2 separate regions of the Homo sapiens genome follow, and region 2 is linked to region 1. A link is a loop called in an ENCODE intact Hi-C map of the cell type or tissue named here. Cell type or tissue: heart right ventricle. All regions are shown on one strand. Each heading gives the region's core, and the rest is flanking DNA. Links, peaks and the distances in the headings are about the cores only.

Evidence for each region. A loop is a pair of places that touch in the nucleus more often than their neighbours do. Peaks named below come from ENCODE experiments on the same cell type or tissue, not always from the same donor. Only the 100,000 strongest peaks of a DNase experiment are listed, where the experiment ranks them.
Region 2: a loop joins it to region 1, with 4 times the contacts of the local background. A loop is called at or near these places in 61 of 110 quality-filtered maps.

Annotation. Positions count from the first base shown.
Region 1 is chr2:224,363,846-224,374,543 of GRCh38, forward strand. No RefSeq gene overlaps it. Among named protein-coding and RNA genes, the nearest start is that of FAM124B, 33 kb to the right of the region's middle. RefSeq lists a silencer at 9,167-9,461. In heart right ventricle, for the core only: CTCF peaks have their summits at 5,374 (motif pointing left) and 5,574; no DNase peak of the experiment used is centred there.
Region 2 is chr2:224,438,073-224,448,770 of GRCh38, forward strand. No RefSeq gene overlaps it. Among named protein-coding and RNA genes, the nearest start is that of FAM124B, 41 kb to the left of the region's middle. RefSeq lists a silencer at 4,500-4,559. In heart right ventricle, for the core only: no CTCF peak of the experiment used is centred there; DNase peaks (open chromatin) are centred at 4,446 and 4,799; H3K4me3 peaks cover 1,255 bases; H3K27me3 peaks cover 1,476 bases.

The sequences.
Region 1 (10,698 bases), core at 1,820-9,819:
GACAGCCAGGGCTCCACTTACTAGTTGTACATGATTTATACTCTTTTTGCTTCAGTTTCCTCATTTAACCAATGAGGAATATTATAATGGTACCTCCGTGGTAGGGTTGTAAGAATTAAATGAGTTAATAAATGTAAAAATCTTAGACTCTGAATTGTACGCTTTAAAAAATCTTGTTTCCTCAGACATACTAAGTGCCCATCATGATCATTATTATTCTACCAAAGAATTGCACATCCCAAAGAATTGCACATCCCAAAGACAGACACAGACACACACAACCCAGGCTCATTTTGTCTTTTTATTTTTCTTACCTTGGTTCCAGGCCCACAGCCAATGGGTGCTGGCTCTCCTCTGTGTTTTCCAAGCCCGGTGCTTAGCATGCCCAGAACCCTCCAATTCTCCCTATGGCAACCCCTCACTGAGTGCCAGGGACCTTGTTTCAGCTCCTGTCACACTAAGCAAAAGGTCCTGTTGCCATGGCCATTTGGCAGCTAAGAGTGAGATCTTGGACCAATTCCTTTTTTCCCATCTTGCTACCGTGATGTGATTTCTCTCCCATCAGGCTCAAGCCTTCCTTCTCCTCTCCTCTGCATCATACAATCACCATCCAGAGACACATACTCCTTTTTTCTTTCAGTGTTTCTCATGGAACAGACTTGTACCATGCAGTCACTCCCAGCTCCCAAGTCATCCACCCGACAGCAGGTGACCTCACTGGGTCTTTGTGCAACTCTGACTCAGGGGTAACTAAACAGAAACTACAGAGCTATCGGCCGGGCGCGGTGGCTCACGCCTGTAATCCCAGCACTTTGAGAGGCTGAGGCGGGCGGATCACGAGGTCAGGAGATCGAGACCAACCTGGCTAGCACGGTGAAACCCCGTCTCTACTAAAAATACAAAAAATTAGCCGGGCGTGGTGGCAGGCCCCTGTAGTCCCAGCTACTCGGGAGGCTGAGGCAGGAGAATGGCGGGAACCCGGGAGGCGGAGCTTGCGGTGAGCCGAGATCGCGCCACTGCACTCCAGCCTGGGCGACAGAGAGCGACTCCATCTCAAGAAAAAGAAAAAGAAACTACAGAGCTATCAATTGAAAAAGGAAAGCCTTTGCCTTTGTGTGAAAACTGAGGCTCTAGCACTTCTTTCTTAATACATTTAAAACATGGCCTTCATCTCCTCTTCCTGGATACCCTCCTTTTCACGCCACTTGGGGCAAGAAAACTGTTCACAGCCTCATATGACAGCTGAAAGGATAGAGAATATAAATTTATTTCATCACGTACCTTTCTATTTTCATCCACTTCTGTAGGCTTTCTGCGGAAGTAACACAACAAAACCTAGCACAGGTACAGAAACTTAGAATCTTAATGTTACGACGATATAGAGACATGCTGGTCTGTAGCGTAACTGAATGGTGCCCCACCATATTAAATTCAAGTGCTGATAAAGAGTGCACTTTTTAGACTTAATCAAAACTGCCCAGGACACTGATATACTTTCGCCTTTTTCTTAAATGATGCTCACAGCAAAAGGGAAAAATTTTCCTTATGACGCTGACTTCGGCTGCCTCATTGGACTATCTCTTCTTTATATGCAAGCTGCAAATATTCACAAAGTCAAATTAGGCATTAAATTCAGACTCACCCAGACTTTCATGGGTGTGACTGAAGGCAAACTCTGGCCCACGTCGGTGTGGTCAAAACAGATGAGTAACCATCGAAGGAGGTGATATGCTCACTAATTATGTATCTCGTGGATCTGATCCCAATCTGGCTTTCGTTCCTTAGGTTTTCATTCCTATGGCAGGCTTTTTTAGGGCAACATTTACAAAAAGATGCTTATGTTTTTACACTTTTGCACTTGGGAAACATTTTTGTGGCGTCTGCAGGGCCCTTTTAAAGCTTGCTCATTTAGCAGAGCAATGCGCGATGTAATTGAAACCTGTTTCTCTGGAGTACACCTACTTCTTTCTTCAAACATGGGAGAACTGTTCTTTTGCAGAAAGCTCCAAGAATCCATTTAAATCCCGTGGTTGCAAACCAGGCCAATATTTCCTCAGTGCCCAGCACTGTGTGGTTGCTTGGTAGCAGGCAATCAAGACAGACTTCGTGGGAGGCTGGCTGGAAACCCTCCATGTACACAGGGTGGACACACACAAACCTTCAAAGCAGTGGGACATCGGTGCTATCATTTAATTATCTTTGTGGCTATGAAGTGTCTCACTAGAAATTATTCCATTAATACTTCTTCCCAGTAGGTGTTTCAGACTGATGAGGCAGCGGCTTAGGTGGTAGAACATGGTAATTATGATTTTTTAAACGACTAGATGGAAGGCAGTCAAAAACAAATTTTAGTCTCTTACTTTTCAATTTGTTAGAACCACTTTACTGTCCATATGAAGGCTTCTTTTCACGCCTCAATTGTTCTGGGCCAATTTAAGAAAATTAAAAATTTGGCAAAGGGATTGACTTGAAAAAGAAGGGTTAGAGTAAAAACATACTTAAAGGCTGTGGCCACACGTGGTTCAAGGCTTGGCAGCTTACCCTGTAATTTGATATGAGAAAAATATTGGGAGGAATGGGAGAAAGCCAAAATTATTTACAGCTGGAATCCAAATAAAATCAAACCTATGCAATGTGTGGGCTGTATTTATACTTGTCTTTATCTATTATTAATAACCAAGTCAGCGTGTAGCATAATACTTGGCACACAATTTTATTGCTCTGAATTATGGGGCAGAAATGATTGCCTGGAATTATGAAAAACAGGCCTCAGGGAGCGCATATTAAAACCAGGGATCTATACATATGTACATACATACCCAACACTGACACAATAGGTTAAGAGCAGCACCAAATTTATGGATAAAGTGCTAAGGGGCCACAGTCCAAGGAAACCCAATCTTTCATTCTTTCTTTCCCTTGTTCAGGCACTGTTTTATGTCCTATGGATACAGTTATGGAGATGACAGACAGATCCTAGCTCTGATGGAGTGAAAGACAGAGGAGAGTTGGGTGGGGAGAGAGAGAAAGAGAGCAAGCAGTGGAGTGGGCAAAGGGAGGGTGACACGTAATACAAATAAATGACTGAACCAGAAAAGATTATATAAGTGCTCTGTTGTAAGTTGATGGTAGCCCCCCAAAAGGTTATGTTCACACCCTAACCCCCAGAACCTGTGAATGTGATCTTATTTGGAAAAAGAGTTTTTGCAGATGTTATTAAATTAAGGATCTTGAGATGAGTTCATCCTGGATTATCTGAGTGAGCCCTAAACCAAATGATAAGTGTCCTTATAAGAGACACAGAGAAGACACAAAGAAAAGAAGGCGATGTGAAGACAGGGGCAGAGATTGAAGCTAGGAAAGGCCTGAAGCCTCCAAAAGTTGGAAGAGACAGGGAAGTCTCTCTTTGGGTTCCATGAAGGCAAGTGGGCCTGACAGCACCTTAATTTTGGACTTCTGGCCTCCAGAACTATGACAGAATAACTTTAACTTTCTGCTGTTTTAAGCCATGAAGTTTATGGTCATTTGTTACAACAGCCCTAGAAAACTAATACAGGTTCTAAAGGAAACAAAACAGACTGAGGGTCACTGTATGCTGGGGGATCTCACAAGGTCAAAAGACATTGAAACATAAGCAAAGCCCACATCCAAGGACCCTGATGTGGCTTGGCTGTGTCCCCACCCAAATCTCATCTCAAATTGTAATCCCTATAATCCCCATGTGTGGAAGGAGGGACCCAGTGGGAGGTGATTGGATCATGGGGGTGAGTTCCCCCAGGCTGTTCTCCTGATAGTGAGTGAGTTCTCACAAGAGCTGATGGTTTCATAAGGGTCTAGCATTTCCCGTTTGCACTTCTGTCTCCTGCCACCATGTAAAGAAGGTCCTTGCTTCCCCTTCGCCTTCCGCCATGATTGTAAGTTTCCTGAGGCTTCCCCAGCCGTGTGGAACTGTGAGTCAATTAAACTTCCTTTGTTTATAAATTACCCAGTCTCAAGTATTTCTTTATTGTAGTGTGAAATGAACTAATACAGACCCCCTCACGGGGACATGAAAAGGGCCTTCCTCTCTTATTGCCAGGTACAGTTTTGGCCAGAAATGGACGCCTGCTTTTGCTGTCTCCTCTCACTTCTGTCCCTTTCCTGCACAGGGTCCTTCCCTGTCGCTCTGTGGGGCTGGCTTCCTCCCTCCGGTCCCCTCATCCTTCATTCCAACAAATGGACCCAGAGCCACGGCCCCACCAATCAGAGAGCCCTGCCACACAGACCACCCAATTGGCCCAGGAATGGGTGTGTGACTCGGGCCAGGCCAATCAGCGTTCTCCCTGTGGATTTTCTCCTGGAGCTCTCTGAAAAGACAAAGTCTTCCCACTCCAGGGCCGAGCTGATGGGATGTGGCTCTGGGGCTGTGATCCCCTGACAACAGTCTTTTTAGCTACATGACCAATAACTTTCCTTCTCTCCCTTTTTGTTTAAGTAATCCATTCTCAGTCACTCTTGCTTATAAATCAAAGGGCCCTACACTAATTTGAGGCTCTGTCCTGGTAACCTAGGCCAGACCACACGTGGCCTGCAGGATTTGTTTTGTGTAGCCTGGACAAAAGTTAACAGGAGGACCTACTTCTCCAAAGGGACCCTGCCTCCATCTTTGTGTCCCCTCCTGCTTCCTTCTTAGCCTGCTAAAGGAGTAGGAGCTGGGCACCTTACTGTCAAAGCCATGGAAGAGGAGAAAGGAGCAAACCAAAAGGAAAAGAGTAAAAGAATCAAAGCCAACAGAACATCCAGACCATCAATTTCTTAACATTGTGCCCCAATTTTGTACCTGGCCTCAACCCAATCAGTGTTGCACCTGTATCAGCCTCCATTATTTGCTGTAAGAGCAGAACTGATTCTGGCTGATTCAGGCTGACAATGAATTTATCAGAAGGCTGGAGAACTGGGCTCAGAAAACTCACGAGAACTGTGGCAGAATCACAACCAAAATCAGGCCACAGAACCAGGTGGGTCCAAAGGCTCCGCCGCCCCCACGGTCAAAGACTAGACATCGCTTCTTCCTTTGACCAGAGCAATGCTGACCACGTCCTCTTCCCACCCAAAAGAAATCCGCCGCATTCTTGAGTGTGAACATCAAAACTCCAGGTGAGACTAGCTGACTGTCCAAGTGTAAGTCATAAGCCCAAGTCACGGGAGATGGGGATGGGACATCTTTCAGGTGAGCTCTGCCTCCCACCAAGACTCCTATGGGGGAACTTTCTAAGCATTAATTAACTTTTAAATATCTACCATGTCTTCTCTTGGGGTGAAGCAGAGGGGGGAAAAAAGGGTTTGGCGATTCGGCCACAGTAATTTACATAGTGTTACAACAGTGCCCTCTAGTGACAGACTTTTGATAGGGTGAAAAGCAAGGTAAATAAGATACACATCCCATAAAAAATCCTGCTGAAATTCAGTCCTGCTTAATTCTGTGAATTAGATCATTGCACAAAGCAAGAGAAGATTCCCAAATGCAACTGCAATCCCGTGAGAGGACATAAAGGAACCATGACTTTTAATGGGTGTTAGCTTGAATTAACCACCGTCAGTGCCCGCAGGAACTCAAACAGCCCTATACAATGAGAATGACAGCATCATTTCTGCTGTGACCCTTGAGAATCGCTTGACCGAAGAGAAAAGCTGCTCCTTAGAAGCCCCCACATCCCCAGATCCCCTCATTTGAGCTGCACTCAGGGCTCCTGCAGTGATTCTGGCTGGTGGAGCCCTGTGAAGCCTGAACAAGCTCTAGGATCTGGCTCACAGGACATGACTGTGGGACCAACAGAGGAGGCCCAAACCTTGGGGGTGAGCTTCAGATAGAGCACAACAGCACAAACCATGAAAGACATGTGCAGTGATGCTTGTACACTAATAAGGACGAGATGAGGAAGAAGCCACTGCTGCTGTAATAGCTCTGCAGCCAACAGGCAAACTAGGAAAAGTACATACCTGAGAAAAGCAGAGAGGGCTCTCTGGAGTGGGCCCAGAACTTGGGATACAAACATGAATGATATAGTTCATGTCTGCTATGGTCTGAATGTTCCCCCCCACCACCCAGAATTCATATGTTGAAGCCTAGCCCCCAGTACGATGATATTTTGAGGTGGGACCTTTGGGAGGTGATTGGGCCATGAGTGTGGAGTCCTCATAATGGAAGTAGTGCCTTTAATAGAAGAGGCACCAGGGAACTAGCTCTCTCTGTCTCCCTCCACCACATGACGACACAGTGAGAATGTGGCCATTTGCAGGCCAAGAAGAAAGTCCCCATCAGAACTGGACCATACTGGCAGCCTAAATGCAGATGTCCAGCCTCCAGAACCATAAGAAATAAATTGCTGCCCAGTCTATGGTTTTCTGTGATAGCAGCCTGATATAGTTTGGCTGTATCCCTATGCAAATCTCACCTTGAATTTTGGGTCCTATAATTCACATGTGGGAGGGTCCTGGTGGGAGGTGATTGAATCATGGGAGTGAGTCTTTCCCCTGCTGTTTGCGAATATTTAATAAGTGTCACGAGATCTGATGATTTTATAAAGGGGAGTTCCCTTACACAAGCTCTCTTGCCTGCCACCATGTAAGACGTGATTTTGCTCCTCATTCACCTTCCATTATGATTATGAGACCTTCCCAGCCATGTGGAACTGTAAGTCCATTAAACTTCTTTTCTCTATAAATTACCCAGTCTCAGGTATGTCTTTACTAGCAGCGTGAAAACAGACTAATACACAACCCAAACTCACTAAGACTATATCTTACTTTCTGGCTTCCAGAGAATGGAAGCCTCTTCCACATTCCTATTCCTTGCTGTGCATTTGTTGAACAAATTATTTGTAAAAGCAGCTACTCTGGTCCTGACATTGCGCTAGGGCTTGGGTGCCAGGGTTGTTTTAATAACGTGTCAGCTGGTCAAGCCCCTGCAGCAGGGATTTTAACTTGAAACTCCATGACAACAAGGAGTCCACCAGGCAGGTCTGGGCAGAAAGCTCCAGGCAGATGGAACAAGTGGGGCATGCTTGAGGAGCAGAAAGGAAACCAGGGTGACGCCAGTTTTGTGTGTGCACAGTGTGGAGGCAGCGTGGACCGCGTGAAGCTCAGGTCACTCTTCTTGCCCCCCTCTTCCTAATAGATTGAAGCCAGGCTGTTAGGCTAGTGGTCAGAGACACAGACACTAGCCTGACAGCCTCGCTTCCAATCCTAACTGTGCCCATGACTCATTGCACAGTCCAGGATTAGGCTCTAGACCTCTCTGTGCCTCAATTTTCTCAACTGTAAAGTTCGGATCATCACAGCACCTACCCCACAGGACTTTTGTGAAGACCAAAATGTTCAAGAGAGTGCCTCGCATGTGGGAAGTGCCAGATAGCTCTGTCATCAGTATCAACTCTAATTCAGTATTATTGTCTCTCCTTAGAATTATTATCCTCAATATAAACAGACACTTTTCAAAAGAAAACATACATGCGGCCAACAATCATATGAAAAAAAGTTCGACATCACTGATCATTAGAGAAATGCAAATCAAAACTGCGATGAGATACCATCTCACACAAGTCAGAATGGCTATCATTAAAAAGTTAAAAAATAACAGATGCTGGTGAGGTTGTGGAGAAAAAAGAACGTTTATACACCATTAATGGAAGTGTAAATTAGTTCAATCACTGTGGAAGATGGTGTGGAAAGTCCTCAAAGACCTAAAGAAAGAAATACCATTTGACCCAGCAATCCCATTACTGGGTATATACTCAAAAGAATATAAATCGTTCTATTACAAAGACACACACACATAGGTTCATTGCAGCACTATTTTCAATAGCAAAGACATGGACTCATCCTAAACGCCCATCAATGATAGACTGAATAAAGAAAATGTGATACATATACACTATGGAATACTATGCAGCCATATAAAGAATGAAATCTTTTCCTTTGTAGTAACATGCATGCAGCTGAAGATCATTATCCTTAGCAAACTAACGCAGGAAGAGAAAACCAAATACTGCATGTTCTCATTTATAAATGAGAGCTAAATGATGAGAACACATGGACACAGAGGGGAACAATAGACACTGAGGCATATCAGAGGGTGAAGTGTGGGAGGAGGGAGAGGATCAGGAAAAATAACTAATGGGTACCAGGCTTAATACCTGGTGTGACAAAATAATCATACAACCAACCCCCATGACACAAGTTTACCTATAAAACAAACCTGCACATGTACCCCTGAACTTAAAAGTTAAAAAAAAGAAATAAACTCAGTTAAGAGCAGCTTTTTGCTTGACAATAGAGATGTTTATGTAAGAAAGGCCTAAATTGCATTTTTGACATATGGAAGAAATTTTATATATGACAAAATTATTTTGAGCTATAATCAATGAAACTAATTATGATAATATTCAGAAGTGAATGTCTAAGAACAAATAAAAAATAAGTGTCCAAAAAAGAAATAGACAATGAATATTTCTTTTATTAAATTTTGAATATGGAATCATACCAATTAAAGGTAAAAAATAAGTAATAAAGTACAAAAGAAAAAAAAGAATTATTGTTCTCAAGAGACTCACCTCAGAAACATCTCTGGCAGAACTGGGATTTGTGAAAACAATACATTTCTTCTTCCAATAAGAGAGACTTTGTGTCTCCAATAACTCAGCTAGGTTCTCTGGAATAACAAGACTTTTTAAATAATTATATTAGAAAATAAATTTTGATGAAATCAAGTTTTTAATAACATACATCCTAATTATGTGGCCTAGGGGCCATAAGCACCTTTTCCTCTTACTTGCTACAGCGAATTTTAAACATTGCGAATTGTGAGAAATGTTTAAGAAACATCTCAAACCTCGGGTAAGGATTTAGTAGGTGCAAAACAAGGGAGCTGTGGATGCAGAGATCAGTTTGTTTCTAAGTGACGTGGGTTTAGTTGACCCAGAGCAGAATCCTGAAATGAACTAGAAACTAGGGAGAATTTCCCCAGAGATCTCTTATTGCTCATTCTCTGAGCTTAGGCGAGGAGGCCCATTTAGAAGTTGCAGCTGCGTCTCAGCCCCTTGAGGGAATCCTGGGAGATGCAGCAAAGAAAAAGTATTTTAAAACAGAGCAAAGAATAAAGAGAGGATCAAATTGAAGCACAAAAAGAAGGGAGAAACAGAGGGAGGGAAGGGAAAAGAAATAAAAAGGGAAGGAAAGGGAAGAGAAAGGAACAGAGCGAAAGGGAAAGACCAATCCATGATGGCTTAGAGAAGATGCTAGGAAGTCACACGGTAGTGAGTTTTTCAGGAACTTCTGAATATATTTTGTAACATGGAAATGTAATTGAGGAGCTTTTAATCAACAGAAAATGCAGTGTGTGCTTGTGGCTCCATTCTCCTGTTTTATGTTTCCCTTCCCCTTTCTCCTTCTTTCTCTGGGAGGGAAGGAAGGAGCCTTTCCACCAGCAATCCTTCCATGCATAACTGGAGTGACCGAGCAGGTTGTTGAAGGGCAATGGAAAGACCAAGGCTGCCTTACAAAGTTCCCATCAAGCAGAAGGCACATGGCAGCTGCTGCTGAGGCTCCAGCTTCACCTGCCTTTGTAAGCCAAGGTGTGTCCATCTCTTCCTATCGTCTCCTGCTCCACCCTCAAATCTCACATCCCTTGCTCTACTTCCACTAATAAACTAATATGTTTGCAAGCTTCCAAATGTTACCATCTCTGTTAACGTTTAGCAATGAACAAATAATACCTGCAAAAAGTGTGAAATATTATTAATAAGGTTAAAAATAGCCAAATAACTGCAACGCAACTGATTTTTAATATGCCTATACAGGCATACCTTGTTTTATTGTGTTTGCTTCATTGTTTTTTTGCAGATTTTGGGTTTTTTTTTTTTTATTTTACAAATTGAAGCTTTGTGGCAACCCCTGTGCCAAGTGAGTCTATTGGCACCATTTTTCCCACAGCATGGGCTCACTTCATGTCTCTGGGTCACATTTCAGTAATCATCACAATAGTTCAAACTTTTTCATTAGTATTATATCTGTTATGGTGATCTGTGATCCGTGATCTTTGATGTTACTATTGTAATTATCTGGGGGCACCACAAATAGCACCCATATCCATCAATGTCATATGTGTTGTAACTGCTCCACTGAATGGCCATTCCCATCTCTCTCCCTCTCCTCAGCCCTTCCTACTCCTTGAGACACAACAATGTTGAAATTAGGCCAATTAATAACCCTACAGTGGCTCCTAAGTGTTCAAATGAAAGAAAGTGTTGCACCTCTCTCACTTAAATTAAAAGCTAGAGGCTGGGCACGGTGGCTCATGCCTGTAATCCCAGCACTTTGGGAGGCTGAGCTGGGCGGATTACCTGAGGTCAGGAGTTTGAGACCAGCCTAGCCAACATGGCAAAACCCTGTTCTACTAAAAAAAAAAAATACAAAAATTAGCCAGGCATGGTGGTAAGCACCTGTAATCCCAGCTACTCAGAAGGCTGAGGCAGGAGAATCGCTTGAACCGGGGAGGCGGAGGCTGCAGTGAGCACTCCAGCCTGGGTGACAGAGCGAGAGACTCTGTCTCAAAAATGAATAAATAAATAAATAAATAAATAAATAAATAAATCAAAAGCTAGAAATGGTGCAGCTTAGTGAAGATGGCATGTCAAAAGCTGAAATAAGTGAGGTTTCTTG
Region 2 (10,698 bases), core at 1,474-9,473, 74 kb after region 1:
GGTCTCTATGGGAAGTAACTAGAGCCATAATTGCCCTAATATCTTTATAATAAAACTCCACTTTTTGCAGTTACTGTATGGTTAATTTATCTGTCAACTTGACTGGGCCATGAGATGCCCAGATATCTGGTGAAACATTATTTCTGGGGGTGTCTGTGAGGATGTTTCCAGAAGAGATTAGCATTTGAATCTATGGACTGAATAAAGCAGATGGCCCTCCTCAATGTGAGTCGATATCACCTAACCTGAATACAACAAAAAGGTGGACAAATGTTGACCCCTCTCTCTCTCTCTGTGCCTGACTGCTTGAGCTGAGACATTGGTCCTGCCCTTGAATTGAGATTTATACCATTGGTGCTCCTGGATTTCAGGCCTTCACACTTGGACTGGAATTTATACCATTAGCTTTCTTGGGTTTCCAGCTCACAGATGGAAGGTCATGGGACTTCGCAGTCTCCATAATCACATGAGCCATTTCCTTATAATAAATATCATTCTATTTATTATTTATATATACTGTTGGTTCTGATTTTCTGGAGAATCCTGACTAATGCAGTTACCTTTTCTTCTCCTCCTCCTCCTTTTCCCCTTCCTCCTGTTCCTCCTCCCACTTCTTCTTACAATTTAAAAGATCTAAATAACACAAGAGGCAGTTGGGGAAAGCAGTGTATTAGCCACTGCTATCTCCTTAATCTACAGCCACCCACTCCAAATAAATATGCAATCTAAGTAAAATCAGTATGTTTGCTTTGCAGATGAGTTCCAGAGAAATAATCTTAGGCATTCCTAAGGAGGTGGCTGCCCCAAATTACCTGCTACACTGGAAATTCTAGCATGGCCACAGAAGACATTCTGCCTTTCTTTTGAACCTTGTCATTTTTTTCACATTTGCCCCTGGCATCACACAAAAATTCCTGTCCAGGGCTTTAAGCTTATTCATAGCCACCATTCCTTTACCCTCCTGCCCTGTCCAGCATGGCTAAATGCTCTGGCCTCTGGATTTGTGAGCTAATTCCTATTCCCAGTGCAAGTTCTTCCACCTCCCAACCTTACACCATCATGAGGATGGTCATGTCAATATAGAAGTCACTCTACTCTTGACCACATAACTCTCCTCTCCACTTTCACAGCCCCTATGTCAAGGTTTTGTTTATACATCCCACCCAGCTGTGCCTTTTCCCCACCACCACCACACCCTCCCACCTACCAAATCCTTTATTTACTCCAAACATAATTCATCACATAGAATTGGGATACTTTATAAATAACATTTCAGTGAGGCAAGGCAAGTCTTCACAGGCCTTTGCTTAAGAGATTTAGTCATAAAATGCCTAAAGGATTTATTTATAATATAAACTCAAACTTTGCCATGTAAATCCCATAGTATGGCCCTGAGAGCAGAATGAGAACATTATTAATTTACTTACTATTTAATTATTCTCCCTTTTCTCTATCACCCCTGGAATGTAAAAATTCCAGAGGCAGGAAGAATAGCTTCCGCTTTTTCTGACATCCAAAGCTCCTTTGCACCCTGGGAAGGCTAGCCTTGGGAATGACAAGAAAAACTGGGTATTTCCTGAAGTCAAAATGGATTTTGAAAGACAAATTGTCCCTCTATGTAGTCCTGACTATGGTCTCCTTTCCCATTTTTTGTTTTAATTGATCATAACTTTGATTACAGAGCTGTTACCAGCTCCTTTGTGCCACAGTGTGTAAACTTATCTATTATTCTTAAATAGAACCGATTATAACTAAGAAAATGCCAATATTTAGATTAGTTTGTGTAATATAGTCAGTGCTCCTTATCCGTGGGTTCTGCATCCATAGATTCAACAAACTTTGGATCAAAAATATTCTGAAAAAAAGAATGAATGCTTGCATTTGTATTAAACATGTACAGACTTCTTTCCTTATTATCACTTAAACAAAATAACTATTTACACAGCATTACATTGTATTAGGTATTATAAGTAATCTAGAGAGATAATTTAAAGAGGATGTGCATAGGTTATATGCAAATACTACACCATTTTATATAAGGGACTTGAGTATCCTTGGTTTTTATATCCTGGAACCAATCTCCCACAGATACTCGGGGACAACTGTGCTGCTTTTCAGATAAAACAGGAAGTATGTGACTATGTATAAGACATAGACAGTATTACTAATGAATTCGGGTCGTTTGTTTATTTTTTTAAAATATCTATTGAGTGCCTATTAAAGCTGTGGCATGACTTCTACAAAAATAGTTTAGTATTATGAATACCAATGTTAGTAATGACAATTATATTTGTTAATAGCAGCTACCAGGAGTACACAGGTACTTAATATCACTTAATTCTCACAAAAATCCTATTTAGCAGATGAAGAAGCAGAGTCTCTGAGAAGTCAGTAACTTTCCCTCCCTACGTCCTATCCTCCACCCCTACACCCCCCGGATCATGCATCTTAGAAAGGCCCAAATTCAGATTTGAATTGATTTCTTTTGATCACAACTTCCATATTCTCCTACAAAGTCATAATCCAAAGAAGAGAGTAATGGAATGAAATATCCTCAGTCTACAAAATACTTTGTACGGTTCATCATTAAAGCCACATTTCCCATCTTCAGCTTGCAAGCAACCATCTAATCCATTAAAATTACATTTCTTGAATTGAGTTTACTCATAATTGCCTTCCTTTACCTCTTAGCTCAATGCGATGCTTTAAAGTATTTCTCCCTATTTTTCTTTTTCTCTTTCTTTCCTTTTTTTTTTTTTTTTCGCCCAACACTCTCCAGCTGAAAGCTGTGAAGTAATGACTGTTCTGCATTGCTGGGGACCTGCTCTATTTGTTTTCTAGCTACTTAACCCACTCACTTGAACTGGAATCCCTGTTGATCAGTGTGAAGATTCAAAGGGGCAAGCTATTTCTCATTCCTACAGTTTACTTTCTACTCCCCAGTTATTGAGTTATTGGGGGTAGGTCCCTTCTAACTCTACCCATTTTTCTCTAAGGCATTAATTTGGCAACCAAATGGCAAAGTCACCCTTTGAATGTTTCCTTTCATTGGGTGAGCATTACATAAGCAACCTGTGACAACGTGGCCTTTATGAAGCAAAACCTGACTCACCCAAGTGAGAAGGGGGAAGAGAGAAGCTTCATCCTTGATAACGCATTACCGGAACTTCCAGGTTCTATTCTGGCCCAGGTAGTCAGTGCTCCCTGCCTCTGCAGGCTTGCGGGCTTGCCATTCAGATATCCGTGGCTTCATCCCAGCTACACACCCTCACCTCTTTGACTCTTCCTCTAACAATAGTGCTGGCACATTTTAGTGCAAAGAGGAAAGAAGGAACAAGCTTTTCAGTATCCAGGACAGCACACAGTCATAACCACAAGGGGAAAAATAGGAATGAAGAAGAGTGGATTGCCATAAACCTCATCCAAAGGAGATGGGTCAGGGGGCCTCAGGAGACTGTGGGACCGACTGTTCCAGTTTGAGAACCCACTTAGAGAACCCGCTGTCTCACCCATCACTGGATCTTTTCATGATGGACATGGGGGAGGGGTAAGGACTGGGGTACTAGAGAGTAAAAGAAGACAGTTTCAGTCAGGTGCGGTGGCTCACGCCTATAATCCCAGCACTTTGGGAGGCTTGAGCGGGTGGATCAACTGAGGTCAGGAGTTCAAGACCAGCCTGACCAACATAGTGAAACCCCCCGTCCCTACTAAAAAAAGTACAAAAAATTAGCCAGGCCTAGTGGTGCGTGCCTGTAATCCCAGATACTCGGGAGGCTGAGGCAGGAGAATCGCTTAAGCCCAGGAGGCTGAGGTTGCAGTGAGCCGAGATCGCGCCACTGCACCCCAGCCTGGGCGACAGGGCGATACTCGTAAAAAGGAAAGAAAGAAAGAGAGAGAGAAAAAAAAAAAGAAAAAATATAGTTTCCATGACTTTTTGTTTGTGTAGGATGCAAAGTGACTGCTGTGTGCTGTGAAAGATGGGACAAACGGCTTTGAGCTCAAGGGACATGGATTTGGGAGGAATTCAAAATGTGAAGCCTAACTCAGGATTCAGGAACCAGACTAACAGAGGGCAATGAAACAAAACCAGAGAACTCAGGCCCAGAGCCAGCGAGGGAGAGGAAGGACGCCGAAGCGTAGCGTCCCGCGCCGCCCCCCGCCAACCCGGGAGGACGCAGACCCCCCAGAGCCGGTGTCCAGCCCCACCTCTCCGGGCGCCTGCAGGAGGGGAACCGCGCGTCCCATCGCCCGGACCCCGGGCCGGCGGCGCGGCCGAGTCCCGCTGCTTCCGCACTCGCCCCGGGACCCGGACCCCCGCCCCACCGCGCCCCTCCACCTCCCCGCCGGCCGGTGCCACGTGTAACGCCGCGGGGGAATCCCCGGGGACACAGGGCTGGCTGGATTCGCCTCTCGGCCACAGCTCTGCGCTCCACGAGCTGCTCCTGCCCGGTCCCCGCAGGACTCGAACCCGCGACACCTCTGCCGCGCCCTAGCCCTCGCGCCCCGCCGGAGTCACCCCCTGACACTGCCAGGATCCCCGCCCGGCTGCGGGCACCACGTCCCCCGGGCCTTCGCGGGGCCCCGAGGGCCAAGACCGAGGACGCGCCGAGCCGAGGCTGCCTGGGGACCTGGTCCATCCGGTTCTGATGGGGTCCGCAGGGAAAAGGCACTATCCCGGAAAGCTTCCTGGAGGAGGGGAGCGCGAAGGACGAAACTGGGCCTCCCTCTAGGCGGAGCTTAGTGTTTAAAGCTGGCCGGCCTTTCTCCTTTTCATAGTAATTATTCTCTCACTAAGCTCAGGAAGCACGCCCTCCACCATCTCATTAAGCGAACCGGCTGTGGCTGACTCTTCCCTCCTCTAACAACTGTGGCTCCTCATAGCCGGCACAATGACGTCCAAAGCTGTCGGCTCCCGCACGGGTTCCTCCCTTTGAGGCTTGTCTTTCGCACTCCTTCCACCTGCTCGGAGAACTGCGCCCAGGTGGGTTCAGCAACTAGCAGGTGCCATGAAGAGACCCTCAGAGAAGCGGCCGGCCTACCTGGCGCCCGTTACCCCTCTCGCCGCAAACCCACTTCCCTGAACTGTTTTGCAGTTCACAGCCTCTCTCCCCGCTCTAAAAACTAAAAACAAATGAACACTGAAGAGCTCCAGGCTTCATTTTTTTTTTTGAGACGGAGTCTGGCTCTGTCGCCCAGGCTGGAGTGCAGTGGCGCGATCTCGGCTCACTGCAAGCTCCGTCTCCCGGGTTCACGCCATTTTCCTGCCGCAGCCTCCCGAGTAGCTGAGACTACAGGTGCCCGCCACCGCGCCCGGCTAATTTTTTGTATTTTTAGTAGAGACGGGGTTTCACCGTGTTAGCCAGGATGGTCTCGATCTCCTGACCTTGTGATCCGCCTGCCTCGGCCTCCCAAAGTGCTGGGATTACAGACGTGAGCCACCGCGCCTGGCCCCTCCAGGCTTCATTTTTTAATTTTTTCATTCTTCCCTTCCTCCCTGAGCATCAGGAAGTTGCAACGGTTTTGCTGCTTGCACCCTCACATAAATGCACACGGCTCACACTCCAGCCCCAAGTGAGAGATTCGCCTCTCGGCCACAGCTCTGCACTCCACGAGCTGTCACGTGTTCCTGACAGGCAGGTCTCTTCTGTTTCCTACCCCATCCTCCTCCCTCTGGGATCTGTTCAGCAGATACCACCATGCCAGACTCCTGCCACTTTTCCCACCCACCCAGGAGATGGGAGAACAGATGTCAGTTTTCCCTTAGCAGTTGAGGCCAGCCAGGGTTTTCCAAAAGGAACATTACTCCTGAAAAGTATTTAAGAAAAAGTAATAAAACTTGCTTTAAAAAGTCAATCGTGGAAGTTCCAGTTTCTAGCCATTCCTTCCTTCCTTCCATTTGCTCTCCTGAAGGTTTGATCCAGAGATGCCCTCTAATCCTTGGGTTGTTCTCCTCCCCGTCCCAAAAGTCTTTCCCCAGGAGGGGTGGGATCTCAGCCACAGCCTGGTAGCTGTCATGCCTATGAGATGGTCTTAAGTTAAATGTGCACCGAATTGAAGACAGTTAACTTGATAAGTTGCTTGTTTTATAGGCCAAGTCTCAGATATCTTCAGCATATAAAAGCCACAGCCATGCCCAGTGGGGGTTACTAATTTTCTTAGAGTGACATCATGTGGTAAAGACAGGACCATCCAGCCTGGCTTTCAAAGTGCTGTGATATGTTGAAAGATGCAAGATGTGGGAAGTGAGAGAACCCCAAGGCACGAACCGAAGCCAGAATCATGGAATCTTAGGAGTCGAAAGGGACTAAGAATTTCTGACTCCCTCCCACCCAGTTCCAGAAGCCCCTAGTAAGGCTTCCCCCAGCGCTCCCTTAAGACCTGTGCCTAGACCTGGGGGCTGGAGGGTACCGTCCAACCTTGCCTGCAAAAGAGATGAGCCACCCACACCTGAAGAGAGGGAAGCCAGACCAGTTGTGATCGGGCTTCCTCTGTTGCACCTCAAGAAGCAAATCAGATGTTCCCTTACAGATGGAACACTCAAAAAGTTCAAAAGATGTTTTTACAAAGGGTTGCCTGATCCTAACATGCCATGAACACTGGGCTTAATAGTCCCATCAACTAAAGACTGAAAACAGCATTTTCCCAAGTGTGCTCTGTAGGATTCAGTAGATTTTGGGTGAATAAAAGGATTCCATGGTCAAACACATGCGGATTAAACAAATATGGGACTTAAAAAAAAGTAAACAGGGTAACATGAGGGTTGCTTGCAGTCTTAGAGCGGTTGTGTATCTTGGCTGTATCAAGGTTAATATCTGGTTTTGATAATCCACTATAGTCTTGCATGATGTTACCATTGGAGGAACTGGATGAAGGGTAAACAGGATCTCTCTTTTATTTATTTATTTATTTATTTATTTATTTATTTATTTATTTATTTTTGAGATAGGATCTCACTCTGTCGCCCAGGCTGGAGTGCAGAGGCGCAATCACATCTCAATGAAGCCTAAAACTCCTGGGCTCAAGCAATCCTCCCATCTCAGCCTTCCGAGTAGCTAGAACTACAGGTGTGTGCCACCATGCCTGGCTAACTTTTTATCTTTACTTTGTAGAGACGGGGATCCCCAGGTTGCTCTTGAACTCTTGTTCTTAGGTGATCCTCCTGCCTCAGCCTCTCAAAGCGATGGGTTTACGGGCCGAAGCCATGGCACCCAGCGCATGATTATATCTTATATTGTTTACCTTATTATACCTATACGTTTATATACATACTATGTTTTTTATATGAGTCTATAATTATCACAAAATAGAAAGTTTAACTTAAAAAATCAAACAGTTTACAGTAGCACTTCTTAGAGAAGTTAATAACCTATGTAGATTTTTAATTTTTTTTTTTTTGAGACGGAGTCTCGCTCTGTCACCCAGGCTGGAGTGCAGTGGCGCAATCTTGACTCACTGCAGCCTCCACCTCCCTGCTGCAAGCAATTCTCGTGCCTCAGCCTCCCAAGAAGCTGGGATTACAGGTGCATACCACCATGCCCAGCTAACTTTTGTATTTTTAGTCGAGACGGGGTTTCACCATGTTGGCCAGGCTGGTCTCGAATTCCTGAGCTCAAGTGATCCACCACCTTGGCCTCCCCAAGTGTTAGGATTACAGGCATGAACCACCGCGCCCAGCCTGATTTTTAATTTTTAAAAGGGTACCAGTCTCTATGTGCCCCCCGGTTATGCTGGTGTGGGCAACTGCTGTACTGAGTCAGAGCTGGTGTGCATGACCAAGAGAAGACATTGGAGTATTCTGAGGCTAGGTCAAAATATCCCTTAAAAGTTCCGCTTTGGCCTCTTAGATATATATAAAGCTGAATTCTATTTGCATTTGCCTGTGACTTTCTCTTCTTCTGCTGTCCTTGTCCTGTCTGGGTATCAAGGTTATATAAGTTTCATAAAATTAGCTCGATAACTTCCTCTCTCTTTTTTTCTCTGAAACGGTTTAAGATAAGACAAATGGCCTGGGCGCGGTGGCTCATGTCTGTAATCCCAGCACTTTGGGAGGCCGAGGCGGGTGGATCACGAGGTCAAGAGATCGAGACCATCCTGGCTAATATAGTGAAACCCCGTCTCTATTAAGAATACAAAACATTAGCCGGGCGTGGTGGTACGCACCTGTAGTCCCAGCTACTCAGGAGGCTGAGGCAGGAGAATCTCTTGAACCCGGGAGGGGGAGATTGCAGTAAGCCGAGATCGCGCCTCTGCATTTCAGCCTGGGTGACAGAGAAAAAAAAAAGTTAAAAAAAAAAGTAAAAGAAAAAAACGATAGGACAAATGATCCTCAAAAGTTTGGTAAGACCTTCCCTGTAAAAATCATCTGGCCTGGTTTCTAAACATGTCTAGAAGACACAATCTTTTTTCAAGGGGTAGAGAGAATGCTAGGAGAACCTTTTGAGGGCTACTTTAATTTCTGTTATGGCTATGGGTTTATTCAAAATTTCTTTGTCGTTTTGGATTAGTTTCTGCAGTTCATATATTTTTTAAGAAAAGTAAATATTTTATCAAAGTTTTAAATGTTCATGTGTAGTTTAAAAAATGCTTACTAAATCAATAGATATTGCCTCTTCTTATTTCTTATTATAGATTAAAAAACGGCTTTTGATTTTGTTGATTCTCATTCCTTTTTTTTAATACTTTGTTACTTTCTGCTCCTGTTCTTTTTTTTTTTTTTCTGAGATGGAATCTCTCTCTGTTGCCCAGACTAGAGTGCAGTGTAATCACCTCGACTCACTCCAACCTCTGCATCTGGGTTCAAGCAATTCTCCTGCCTCAGACTCCCAAATAACTGGGACTATAGGCACGCGCCACCACACCAGGCTAATTTTTGTATTTTTAGTAGAGACAGGGTTTCACCATGTTGGCCATGCTGGTTTCGAACTCTTGACCTCAAGTGATCCTCCTGCCTTGGCTTCGCAAAGTACTGGGATTTATTCCCACAAAATGAAATTCTAATAACTTTTTGCTGAATTCCACAAATGTTGGTATGTAACACATTTATTAGTATTCTCGTCTTACATATGCTGTCATTTCCATGGTGCCATCTTTTTAAAATTAATCCACAAATTATTCAGGATTACATTTTAGAGTTTCCAAATGTGTGTGTATATTACTTATTTTATTAGTACTTTTATTTACTCATTTTGGTATTTTTTATTGTTGAATTCTTATTTAGTTTCTTTTTTTTTCTTTTTTTTTTTTTCTTTTTTTGAGGAGGAGTTTCGCTCTTGTCACCCAGGCTGGAGTGCAGTGGGAAGATCTCAGCTCACTGCAACCTCCGCCTCCTGGGTTCAAGCAGTTCTCCTGCCTCAGCCTCCCGAGGAGCTGGGATTACAGGCACCCACCACCACGCCTGGCTAATTTTTTTTTTGTATTTTTAGTAGAGACGGGGTTTCGCCATGTTGGGCAGGCTGGTCTCGAACTCCTGACCTCAGGTGATCCGCTCGCCTTGGCCTCCCAAAGTACTGGGATTATAGGTGTAAGCCACCGCGCCCGGCCTTCTTTTTTTATTATTTAGTTTCAGTGTGACCAGAAAATGAGTATGGTCCATCTTTCAGGTGCCTATAAGTTCAAGAGTACTATATGTTTCTCTTACTTTTAAGTTCTTTCCTTTTTTATTTATATAATATTTTATGTAAAAATTAATGTATTTATATATAGTATAATATAAATTATATTTTGTCTAAAATCGATATTGCTATTCCAGCTTTTTAGGTTTATTATCTGATTACTGTTTGCATGAGACAAGTTTCTCCATCCCTTTAGTTTCAATTTATCTCATTGATTTCATTTTGTGTGTATTTTCTATAAGAATGCTATATGCTGGCCAGGCGCAGCGGCTCACGCCTGTAATCCCAGCACTTTGGGAGGCCGAGGCAAGTGGATCACCTGAGGTCAGGAGTTCGAGACCAGCCTGGCCAACGTGGTAAAACCCCGTCTCTACTAAAAATACAAAAATTAGCCGGTGGTGACACATGCCTGTAATCCCAGCAACTCGGGAAGCTGAGGCAGGAGAACTGCTTGAACCCAGGAGGCGGAGGTTGCAGTGAGCTGAGATCTTCCCACTGCACTCCAGCCTGAGCAACAGAGCAAGACTCTGTCTCAAAAAAAAAAAAAAAAAAAAAAGAATACTATATGCTATAGTCTGAATGTTATACCCCCACAATTTGTATATTGAAATTTAATTACCAATGTGATGGTATTAGGAGGTAGGCCCTTTCAGCAGTGATTAGGTCATGAGAGTGAAATCAATGTCTTTATAAAAGAGGCTCCAGGGATCTGCCTTGTCCTACCATGTGAGAACATGTCTAGAAGGCTCCATCTATGAACCACAAAGTGAGCCGTCACTAGAAAACCTGTCTGCTGTTGCCTTGATGATGGACTTCCCAGCTTCCAGAACTATGAGAAATAAATTTCTGCTGTTTATACAGAGTTGATGGTACTTTGTTACAGCAGCTGGAACAGACCAAGGCACTATGCCTAGAGTTTTTAAAAACTTAATCATACAGTCTCTTACTTTTTTATAGCAAGCTTACTCCATTTTCTAATTTTGTATTATTGATTGATTTAAAATGATTTCTACCCTCCTAGTTTTGATTTTCTGTTCACCTTCATTTGTCTTTCTTTTCTTTCCTTTTTTTAATAGTTTATTGAATT